Linked DNA regions of Homo sapiens: region 1 is linked to region 2. A link is a contact called in ENCODE Hi-C data. All regions are on one chromosome and are shown on one strand. Each heading gives the region's core, a stretch centred on a gene start or an enhancer-like site at or near the end of the contact. The rest is flanking DNA. Distances are from core to core; before and after follow the strand shown. Region 1 holds the start of CCP110 (centriolar coiled-coil protein 110). Region 2 holds the start of GSPT1 (G1 to S phase transition 1).

Evidence for each region. A loop is a pair of places that touch in the nucleus more often than their neighbours do. Pooled maps may share reads with other maps.
Region 1: a loop to region 2 is called in a map of naive thymus-derived CD4-positive, alpha-beta T cell, with 22 times the contacts of the local background. The contact joins the promoter of CCP110 here to the promoter of GSPT1 in region 2. A Hi-C loop is called at or near these places in 1 of 168 maps with a recorded cell type or tissue (naive thymus-derived CD4-positive, alpha-beta T cell), 1 of 37 single-sample maps with no recorded cell type and 6 of 50 pooled maps.

The regions. Positions count from the first base shown.
Region 1 is chr16:19,519,459-19,525,191 of GRCh38, reverse strand. CCP110 (centriolar coiled-coil protein 110) reads right to left here and starts at 1,250. Exons shown (of 14, transcript NM_001323572.2): 1 at 1,104-1,250. It overlaps GDE1 (glycerophosphodiester phosphodiesterase 1), which reads left to right and starts at 3,094. Exons shown (of 6, transcript NM_016641.4): 1 at 3,094-3,488. The coding sequence starts at 3,228. RefSeq lists a silencer at 3,133-3,302 and enhancers at 3,413-3,582, 2,893-3,627, 3,753-3,812.
Region 2 is chr16:11,914,574-11,920,329 of GRCh38, reverse strand. GSPT1 (G1 to S phase transition 1) reads left to right here and starts at 4,374. Exons shown (of 15, transcript NM_002094.4): 1 at 4,374-4,961. The coding sequence starts at 4,610. RefSeq lists enhancers at 2,434-2,934, 4,235-4,384, 3,993-4,930 and silencers at 3,985-4,044, 4,755-4,824, 4,915-5,154, 5,195-5,244.

The sequences.
Region 1 (5,733 bases), core at 1-2,500, 7.6 Mb before region 2:
GGTAAAAGTAACACAGAACAGATCCTGCTTTTTTTTTGCAGAACCTAGTGTTTCTTTGCCCATCAGTTCCGCCAAAGACGCAAACTTCTTGTAAAAGCGGTAAAGGGGAAGATTTCTTATTCAGATGCGTACTAGCTGCAAGTTCTTGGCAAGCCAGTTACCATCCCCACACCTGTTTCGTCCTCTGTAAAAGAGGGATGATCACGGTATCCGTCTCAAAGGAATGTTGTAAGAATTCAATGAGCTAATGCATGTAGGGCAATTAACGTAGTGCAGAACACGCAGAAAGCAACAAATAATGGGGACTGCTTTTCTTATTAAGAGGATAATGATGATGACGATTTTTAGCAGTAGAGTATGAATTCCTGGAGGGCAGCGACAGTGCTTGGTTCCCCGTAGGTTTCAAATGAAACTGAAAAATATAGAAAAGGGGACAACGGCTTCCTCATTTCCCTGTCCCTAGACCTCTCCCCGTCAAATCAATCTCGAGATGGCTGCCATTTGCCTAAACTGGGGGTAGGGAGCTTGGATCGTAACCAGAATAGAATCAAAGGGTGGGAACCATCTAGCAGCTCCAGGGGCAATCGATTACTTTATTATCCTCAAGTTTATGCCCCAGAGTGGCAAAGGCGAAGTAAGCAGCGCTCCTAGGGCCTTGGTTGTGGAAACAGGGGCTCATAAATGGCCAATGCACACCCCGGGGAAGCCTCCCTCTCCAGCACCGTGGGAGGGAGAAGAAAAACGGCCCAAACAATTTGATCACCACGATGGGGTTCTCCGGCTCTGGCCCGAGTTTTATTCACCAGGGACGGCCCCCTGCCCTCTCCCCAGCGCCCCATGCCCACCTCCTCCAGCTCCTCCGATTTAAGACTCCAAACCGAGGGCCCTCCAGGCGGGGCCAGCATCGGAGCATCACCTCAGCGCCCGGTGCTGGCTGCCCCCGGGGTCCCGCCTCCCAACAGCCGGCGCCTTTCCAGGGGGCTCGAGGCCCGGGAGCCCAGCACAGAGCCCGCCCTCAGCTTCTCAGGGCGCCAATTTCGCCTCGCCAGACCACCTCTCAGCCCGGACCCGTCAAGGCTCAAGCCCCCTCCTCATGCACACACCTGATCCCCCACGGCCCCTTCAGCTCCTCTCCCCTCGCCACGGGCCTTGTCAGGAAGCGAATGGCTCAAATGGTACTGACAGAGCGCAGCTCGGTCCGCCGCCGCCTTCTCCTCCTCCTCCCCGCCATATTACGGATCTCAGGCTGCAACGCGGGCTCCTGGCAACCGCCGCCGCTGCCACCCCGACTCCACCTCTCAGGGCCGGCACTTCCGGTGGTTGATTCCCGGGCTGTTAAAACCGTTGGGCCACCAGAACACTACCATCCCCGAGGTGCATTGCGCGCCCGCGATGGAGGACGTAATGCTTACGGCCAGCACGCTGCACGCCGGGAAACGTAGTCTTCCTTGCAAGCTAGAGACTAGAATTTATTAATAAATTTACTTATTTAGTAGAATAGGAACACCCCTCAGGGTCTGAAGCCCCCTGAAGTGTTCCTTGAAGTTGCCATTTTTTTCTTATCTGTATAAAGATAACCCCTTTCTATGCAGCCGTTAGAAAACATGTAACATTCACCAAAATATTTTCTTGTAGGTAAAAACTTGCTGAACCCACCGGGCGTGATGGCTTACGCCTATAATTCCAACATTTTGGAAGCCGAGGCGGAAGGATCGCTTGAGCCCAGGAGTTCGAGATCAGCCTGGGCAACAAAGGGAGACGGCATCTCTACAAAAATTTTAAACGTTAGCCGGGTGGGGTGGCGCGAGCCTGTGATCCCAGCTACTCGGGAGGCTGAGGTCGGAAGATCGCTTGAGCCCAGGAGGTCGACGTTGCAGTGAGCCATGATTGCACCACTGCATTCCAACCTGGGCGATAGAGTGAGACTGTCTGAAAGAAAAAAAAAAAAAGGCTGAATCCTAGATGCCAACTGGAAGGCTTAAGACATCTATCCCCTTTTGCAAATCAGTGGGAAAATGCACTAAAGGAAAAAAAGGTAACAGAAAAATCCCTGAATATTTTTGCAAAGTTCTCTACATAAAAATGTTACCAGCCCTCCAAAATATGTCCAGGGGCCCCTTTTCACTCCCTAACTCGGCTTCATGGTCTATCTCTCTTACCCTCCTTCCAGTGCCTGTTTTTGCATATGTAAAATGGGGGTTTTAAAAGTGCCTATCACAAGGGTGGTTGTGAGGCACAGTTGAGGTAACTCCTGTACAGTGCCTGGTACAAAAGCCCTTAGCAGAAGTAAGATTAGGGGGAGGAGGAGTGAAAATGTCACAAATCACTGGGGAGGCCTTTATGTCAGTCCCCACCCTGCCATTAACTGCTTAATTCACCTATCCTCAGTTTCCGCATCTATGAAATAAGGGAATCCTTAAAACCCCTTCCAGTTTTATAATCCGATTGTGCCTTCTTTGCTAGGCTCTTCCAGTCCCCCAGAATCTGGAAAATAAAGTCGATTGAAATCAGTCTCCTGATAGTAACTGTTAGGCTGTATTGAGAATGAGATAAGCATATAAAGTGTTTGCTCGTCAAGTACCTGGGACATGGTAAGTGCTCTGTAAACGTTAGGTGTACTTGCTAACTTTTATTTCCTCCCACAAGAATGTGAATCCCATAAGAGCAAAAACCCTGTAGGTCCTGTTCAACTGTGTCCGGAGCACCTGGACCGGTATTTGGCACATCTTGAATTGAACTGAACTGAACTGAATTGAATTGAATTGAATTGATAGTCTAAGCATCCTGCCTCTCCAGGTTCCCTGGAATTCAGTTTCCTCAAGGGCAGATAAAGGAGTCACTAAAATCCCTTCCAGTCCTACAGCTTTAGGATGGTTCTTATCCCTCCTTTTCTCGCCTAGGAGTCTGAACGCCCAGGTTGAAGTTCAGACCTCGGAAAACCCTAACCCACCTTAGATTTGGAACGTGAGCCTGGGGCCTGGGGCCTGGGCCCTCCCCCGTTGCCATGGAGCGGCTCCGCCCACTGGCGCTGCGAATCCCGATCCCTGATTGGCTGGGCGGCCGACTCCCTCTCTGGATGTGTCTGCTGCCGCCATTGTGCGGCGCTGGTCCCCTCAGAGGGTTCCTGCTGCTGCCGGTGCCTTGGACCCTCCCCCTCGCTTCTCGTTCTACTGCCCCAGGAGCCCGGCGGGTCCGGGACTCCCGTCCGTGCCGGTGCGGGCGCCGGCATGTGGCTGTGGGAGGACCAGGGCGGCCTCCTGGGCCCTTTCTCCTTCCTGCTGCTAGTGCTGCTGCTGGTGACGCGGAGCCCGGTCAATGCCTGCCTCCTCACCGGCAGCCTCTTCGTTCTACTGCGCGTCTTCAGCTTTGAGCCGGTGCCCTCTTGCAGGGCCCTGCAGGTGCTCAAGCCCCGGGACCGCATTTCTGCCATCGCCCACCGTGGCGGCAGCCACGACGCGCCCGAGAACACGCTGGCGGCCATTCGGCAGGTGAGACCCCCACGTTCGCGCCCCTCGGTCCTCCCGAGAGCTCGGACTTCTACTTTTCCTTCCCAGGGTTCCCCGATCTTCTCAGGACGGCCTTCCCACTTCCTCATTCGTCCACAAGGCACACTCCCGGCCCTTGATCGCTCCCAGTGTCTAGGGATCTCCGGACTTGAGGTTTTATATTTACAGAAGACAGCAGATATGTATATAGTTTCTGTGCGCCTGACGCTAAGGTTACATACAGCCAGGAACAAGGTCAAAAGTGTCCCTGGTTTACAGAGTGTACATCGGAATGGGGGAGGCAAGCCTTAAACAAGTAAACACATAAATGAGATAACTTTAAGAGAGTGAAAGGTGCAATGAAGAAATCGGGGGAACTCGAAGGAAAGAGTTACGCTATTTTATTTAGATGGAATAGTCAAGAGAAATCGTCTCCGAAGAAGCAACATTTGAACAGAAACCGGAATTATAAGGAGCCAGGCAGGTGCAGAAGGTCCTGAGATGGGAATAATATAGGGGTGTTCAGGTAACAGAAGAGGCAGTGTGTGGCCTGACTTCAAGGAAGAGAACAAAGACTGGTGTGTGAATGAAGTAGAAAATGGGTCAGGTCAAATAGGTTCTTGGTCAGTAATTGAGGTTAGTCTAAATAGATCACCCTTCACAAGACATACGTTTGCTTGTCTTGTAAATCACTTGAGTCATTTCCTTATCACCTTTTCCCCAGACACACACATTCGCACTCGCACAACCCTGGCAGCTGGACTCACATCAGTTTCTGCCCCCTCCTTTTCACAAGGCACTCCTGAAACTTTTGATACCTCCCAGCTCTTGGCATTCTCCTAGCTTCATAATAATGACAGCTTACAGAGAGGGCTTTTCAGTGGATTAGGCACTTTTGCATCTGTGTAAATATATCTGATTCTCTTCTTTTTTATTTTTCTCTCTCTTCTTCCTTCCTTCTTCTTCTTTTTTTTTTTTTTACTTTACAGAGTCTCACTCTTTTACCCAGGCTGGAGGGCAGTGGTGCAATCTCCACGCACTGCAACCCCTGCCTCCCGTGTTCAAGCGATTCTCGTGCCTCAGCCTCCGGAGTAGCTGGGATTACAGGCGTGTGCCACCACGCCCAGCTAATTTTTGTATTTTTAGTAGAGATGGGGTTCTGCTATGTTGGCCAGACTGGTCTCAAACTCCTGGCCTCAAAGTGATCCACCCGCCTCGGCCTCCCAAGGTACTAGGATTACAGGCATGAGCCATCATGCCTGGCCTCCCTCATTTCCTTTTTTTTTCTTTTTTTTTTTCTTTTTTTTTAAACGAAGTCTCACTGTCTCCCAGGCTACAGTGCATCGGCGCAACCCCAGCTCACTGCAACCTCTGTATCCCAGGTTCAAGTGATTCTACTGCCTCAACCTCCCGAGTAGCTGCGATTACAGGCATGAGCCACCGTGCCCGGCCAAGATTTATACTTTTAAAGCTGCACTCTGGCCCATGTGGAGAATGTACTGTGGGTGTAATTTCATTCCTTTGCCACTGTTTATAGTAGTGTATCTGTTTTTGGAATACACTCAACTCACATTTATCAAGTTTTTCCTTCTATATCTCATTTATAATCTACCAGAAATTCTAGCACTGTCAGAAATGTATATATGTATGTATACATTCGACTTTACCAATAATTTTATTTATTTATTTATTTTTGAGACAGGGTCTCTCTCTGTCACCCAGGTTTGAGTGCAGTGGGGCGATCTCAACTCACTGCAACTTCCACCTCCCAGGTTGAAGCGATTCTTGTGCCTCAGGCTCCCAAGTAGCTAAGATTACAGATGTACTCCTCCACTCCCAGCTAATTTTTGTTTTTTGTTTTTAGTAGAGATGGTGTTTTGCCATGTTGGCAAGGCTGGTCTCAAACTCCTGACCTCAAGTGATCCACCTGCCTCAGTGGATTACAGAGTGCTGGGATTACAGGCAAAGTGCTGGGATCACAGGCATGAGCCACTGCCTGGCCAGCTTTACCAGTACTTCTATGTTATTCCAGTAATTGAGATAAAAAGATGAATCCCTGGTTCTAATTCACATATTAGTATATATAGGAGATATTGCAAGTTCAGTTCCAGACCTGAGTAAATAGTCAATAAAGCAAATATAGTAATAAAGGGAGTCACAAATTTTTTGGTTTCCCAGTGCATATAAAAGTTATGTTTACACTATATTGTAATCTATTAAGTATTGTGTATGTATATATATATATATA
Region 2 (5,756 bases), core at 3,125-5,624:
AGTCTTGTGGGACTGATCCCTTAACTTGTGGGATCTGTCCTAACTCTGGTTAATGTCAGAATTGAGTGAAATGATTGCTTATCCTGTTGGTGTCTGTTGAAGAATTGGTTGGTGGTGGGTAGAAACTCCCTCACTTACTGGTGGAGTACAACTGGCCCTTAAACAATGTGAGCCTGAACTGCGAGGGTCCCACTTACACATGGATTTTTTTTTTCAATCAAATGAGGATCAAAAAGACGGGATTCTCAGGATGCAGGAACTCAAGTGTAGGGAGGGCTGACCTTTCATACACACAGTATAGATTGTGGGATTTTAGTATGGTTGGATTTTTGTATCTGAAGGGCTCCTGGAACTAATCCCCTTCCTCTACCCAGAGAGGACTGTACTCTGTGTTGAGCGGTGACTTGTGTGTGAGAGTAGGAAAAACTCTGATTTTTCCTAAGTTTTCTAAATTATTAGTCCTGGGGTGGGGTGTGGTGGCTCATGCCTGTAATCCTAGCACGTTGGGAGGCTGAGGCAGGAGGATCACTTGAGGTCAGTAGTTCCAGATCAGCCTGGGCAATATGGTGAAACCCTGTCTCTACTAAAAATAGAAAAATTACCAGGGGGTTGGGGAGGGGGGGTGGCGGGCACCTATAATCCCAGCTACTCAGGAGGCTGAGGCAGGAGAATTGCTTGAACTTGGGAGGTAGAGGTTGCAGTGCGTGAAGATTGCTCCACTGCACTCCAGCCTGGGCAACAGAGCAAGACTCCATCTCAAAAAATAAAATTAAATTAAATTAAAATAGCTAAGTGCGGTGGCTCACATCTGTAATCCTAGCACTTTAGGAGCCCAAGGCAGGCAGATCACTTGAGATCAGGAGTTTGAAACCAGCCTGGCCAACAAGGTGAAACCCTGTCTCTACTAAAAAAAAATACAGGCCAGGCGTGGTGGCTCACGCCTGTAATCCCAACAGTTTGGGAGGCCAAGGAGGGCAGATCACAAGGTCAAGAAATTGAGACCATCCTGGCCAACATGGTGAAACCCCGTCTCTGTTAAAAATACAAAAATTAGCTGGGCGTGGTGGTGCACACCTGTAATCCCAGCTACTCAGGAGGCTGAGGTGGGAGAATCGCTTGAACCTGGGAGGTGGAAGTTGCAGTGAGCTGAGATCATACCACTGCACTCTAGCCTGGGCGACAGAGCGAGACTCTGTCTCAAGAGTCTCAAGTTATTTAAAAAATAAATAAATAAATAAAATTATTAGCCCTATGTGTCAGCAGTCTTAAATGAGTATCAAAGGACAGTATCATCCCAGCTAAATTGATTAAGCACCTTTTATACACCGGGCATTACACTAGGCAGTGGAAATGTAAAGAAGATTAAGGTAAGACCCTGCCCTCAAGTCGCACAACTTACACACAACTTAGCACAACTAACAAGAAAGACTTTTCCCTTTTCCGCTGGAGCTCTGTTTGGCAGGTCAAAGCTTTGGAAAACCAATGGAGTGGATTTTTTCCTGAATATCCATAATTATCCTATTCAGAGACAAGGAAATTAATGACATCAACTGCTTTTCTAAGCAGCAGTCTGAGCAGTTTCTGCCTTTGTCCCTAGAAAAAGTACCAGGCAGAAGGAAACTCTGCTAATTCAATTAGATGTGAAGAACTAACCTATGAGAAAGTGATCATTCAGTGCTGTAGGAGTGCTACATGGAGGAGAGTAGTATTCAAAGACAAAATGCTTAGAGAAGGATGTGTAGTTCATTATTTGAGTCAGCTGATTGTGTTGACATTTTCTTAGGGGTGGGTGGGTGGGGAGTGAAAATCTGGAAAGAGAAGGCATTTCATTTAGAACACATTGTATTTTTTCTTGTGAATATAAGATGAAAATCTTTTATTCAATAGCAATACAGGTCTCGCATAAATGAAGTTCTAATTTTCATAACAGTTGTTAAGTTCTCTGTAAATCTGACAGTCACTTAATACCAACTTTAAAATGGACATTGTTAAGTATGATTCAGTGAGGTCTTCAGGTATAATAATAGGCTATAACCAAAACTTCCTATTAAGCAGAGGCAAACTCTGCCGGGTGTGGTGGCTCACACCGATAAGCCCAGCACTTTGGGAAGCTGAGGCAGGTGGATCGCTTTTTTTGTTTGTTTTTTGAGACAGAGTCTCGCTTTGTCGCTCAAGCTGGAGTGCAGTGGCGCGATCTCGGCTCACTGCAGGCTCCGCCTCCTGGTTTCACGCCATTCTCCTGCCTCAGCCTCCTGAGTAGCTGGCAATACAGACGCCCGCACACCACGCCCGGCTAATTTTTTGTATTTTCAGTAGAGACAGGGTTTCACCGTGTTAGCCAGGATGGTCTCAATCTCCTGATCTCGTGATCCGCCCACCTTGGCCTCCCAAAGTGCTGGGATTACAGGCGTGAGCCACCGCGCCCGGCCTAACTTGTATTTTTAGTAGAGACGGGGGTTCCACCACGTTGGCCAGGCTGGTCTCGAACTCCTGACCTCACGTGATCCATCTGCCTCGGCCTCCCAAATTGCTGAGATTACAGGTGTGAGCCACTGCGCCTGGCCGGTATGTGTTTTTTTAATCCCTAAAGCTTGGTAGTTTAATATTAAATTCAAATTACTGTAGCCTAGGACTCTTTTGAAAAATACTTGACAGCTTCGTTTTTGACCTATCTCATTAGGCTGAGTTCTCTTTTATCTTTACAATACAGATGTTTAAAATTAAAATACAGATCGGCCGGGCGCGGTGGCTCACGCCTGTAATCCCAGCACTTTGGGAGGCCGAGACGAGCGGATCACGAGGTCAGGAGATCCAGACCATCCTGTCTAACACGGTGTAAACCTCGTCTCTAATAACAATACAAAAAAAATTAGCCGGGCGTGATGGCGGGCGCCTCTAGTCCCAGCTACTCCGGAGACTGAGGCAGGAGAATGTTGTGAACCCGGGAGGCGGGCTTGCAGCGAGCCGACATCGCGCCACTGCACTCCAGCCTGGGCTACAGAGCAAGACTCCGTCTCAAAAAAAAGAAAAAAGAAAATTAAAATACAGATCTAGATCTGGATTTTGTTAGGTTTTTTTTTTTTTTAACAACCTAAGGTTGTTCAGAAACATCTATTCTATGTATGTGCTTCTTTAGTCTGTAATTTCTAGGCAGATTAGTTGCACCCTGTCTAGACTCCTTTCAGAAAAATACTAACAATATGTTTTTCTCTGTCTTGGGCTCCACATGGGTGAATTACAGGAAAGCTTAACAGGTACTCAGAGCAACATTTTTTCCTACTTCATGAAGGGCCTAAATGCGAACTCTTAAGTATTTCTCGTTTGCTTTTGTTCTTTTCCCAGGTTTACCTAATCTGTAAGTGTAAGATGCAGTCGATGAAAAGTACTATGGGAATTCTTGAGCAAATCAGACCATTCAAAAGGAAACCACTTCACGTAATGGTGCATAAGGAAGCTAGACTCACCAAAATAACCCTGTTAGGTAAGCCGGATACACCATGGAATACGGCAATCCTCTGTTTAATTTGCAAACCCTTTGGCGGGGAGGAGGAAAGGATGGAAAAATTTGGGTGAAGGCTTTATATGACTAGTCAAACAAACGGTGAGTCATTGAAATTTTCCAGTTAACAATCCCTTCTGCCTGGGCAGAGCCTGGGCCCCAGCGCTTTATGAGCCACACTGCAGTTTTAAGCCGGAATATCTCACGGTTTTATTGTTTCTTCCACGAAATGATTACATAAAATGAAATCAGCTTTGCAATCTGCACCGGCTTTGAAATGAAGGGCAAAATCTGGCTGGGGGTGAGGAGAAAGAAGGTGGAGAGAGAATAAGGTACGGAGACTGTGAGGCAGAGAACGCAGGAAAGGTGGTGAAAAGAGAGTACAAGAATTTTCGGGAGCTGAGTGTATTTTTCTTCCCCATGTTATAGATGCTGTCCGTTTTCCCCCAGCCTGTGTCCAGCAGGCCAGAGTGGACCCCTCCTATGGGCTAAAATACTCTCGGTCTTCGGCCCAGCACAGAGCTGCACCAACCAGGGCCTGCCGCTGCCCCCCCACCAGGTGACAGGTGGGGCCGCCGAGCGGCCACCAGACCTCCGCCTCCTCGCGTTGCCTGCCGGGAGCCGGAGCCGCTTCCGGTTGCGCCCTGTCCCTGAACTTCGACTCCCGTCGGCCCCCGGGAAAACCGCAGCGGGGTAGCGCGGGCGCTGCCGGAACTTGTAGTTCCACCTCCCGCCGCGCTAAATAGCCGGAAACGGGGGCGGCCAGAACAGAGAACTACCGAGGCGAAGGTACGGGTGGCGGCGAGGGGTCAATCCGCGCCGGGGGTGGGGTTGGCTGTGAGGCCGTCGGAGGTGGTTGGGTGGGAGGAGATCCGCTCACACACACGAGGAGGAGGGTTGAGCTGCCGCCGCCGCCGCCTCTGTCGTCGTCGCGAGTGTGGAGTCGGGACTGGAGCTGCTGCCGCGGCGACGCCGGGGATCTTTGTCGCTAGCTCCCGGCCCTTCTGCCCCGCCGCCTTCCCTCAGTCAGCGTTGCCCACTCCTCTCCGGCCGGGCGCCCCTGCCTCCATTTCCCGCTCTCTGTCCACCACACACACGGCCCCCCCGATCATGGATCCGGGCAGTGGCGGCGGCGGCGGCGGCGGCGGCGGCGGCGGGAGCAGCAGCGGCAGCAGCAGCAGCGACTCGGCGCCTGACTGCTGGGACCAGGCGGACATGGAAGCCCCCGGGCCGGGCCCTTGCGGCGGCGGCGGCTCCCTGGCGGCGGCGGCCGAGGCCCAGCGGGAGAACCTCAGCGCGGCCTTCAGCCGGCAACTCAACGTCAACGCCAAGCCCTTCGTGCCCAACGTCCACGCCGCCGAGTTCGTGCCGTCCTTCCTGCGGGGCCCGGCAGCGCCGCCACCCCCAGTTGGCGGCGCCGCCAATAACCACGGAGCCGGCAGCGGCGCGGGAGGCCGTGCGGGTAAAGGCCCGGGACGCGGGAGGAAGTCCGGCCGGGCGCCGGAGCCCACATGGCGTAGGGGTGCGGTCCGGGGGCGCGCGGCCCTGGGGCCCGGTCGGCACGTGGGGCGCTGACAGTGGCGCCGTCTGCCTGGGTGGGGCGCCCCGAGCCCGGGAGCCGGCCTTCGCGGGGCGGCCCGCGGCGGTGGCCGGGCGGGGAGCGGACAGCGGGCAGCGCGCCCAAAGACCCGGACCCGAGTGCCGCCCCTCCGCGCCCCTGCCCTGCTCTGGAGTCCGCAGTTACCCACTTGAGATGGGAACCGTATGGAACGGAGTGGGGGCCGCGGCGGATCCCTGCCACGAGGCGCAGAATGAGGACAGATGGAGCCAGGAGTCATTTGGGTGGGCGTTTAGAGATCCCAGGAGTTGGGGAGGACGAATGGCCGAGTTTTCCTTTCACCTTAGGCCCAGCCGAGAGAGCGTCTTCTGCTGCGTTTTCTACTATTGAAACTGTAATTACGGTTTAAACTGTCCGTGGCCCCCAACCGTCCTGAAGGAATCCCAAGATGCATTGCAGCCTTGTGATCGGGCAGAAACTTGGCTATCAATACCAAGATCTGTTTTACCCTTAGCATTGTGTACGCTTCTAAAGTTTACAAAGTGCCACAAAGTTAGGATTCCTCACTTAATGTGTGATAGGAGACTATATTGATTTGTGTCTTTTTAAAGTGAAGCTTACACTTTTATCCTTTGTCAGCGACACGTTTAGAGAATTTTCATTGCTGTAAAATCGTTGACCTTATTCAGATTGCTTGGA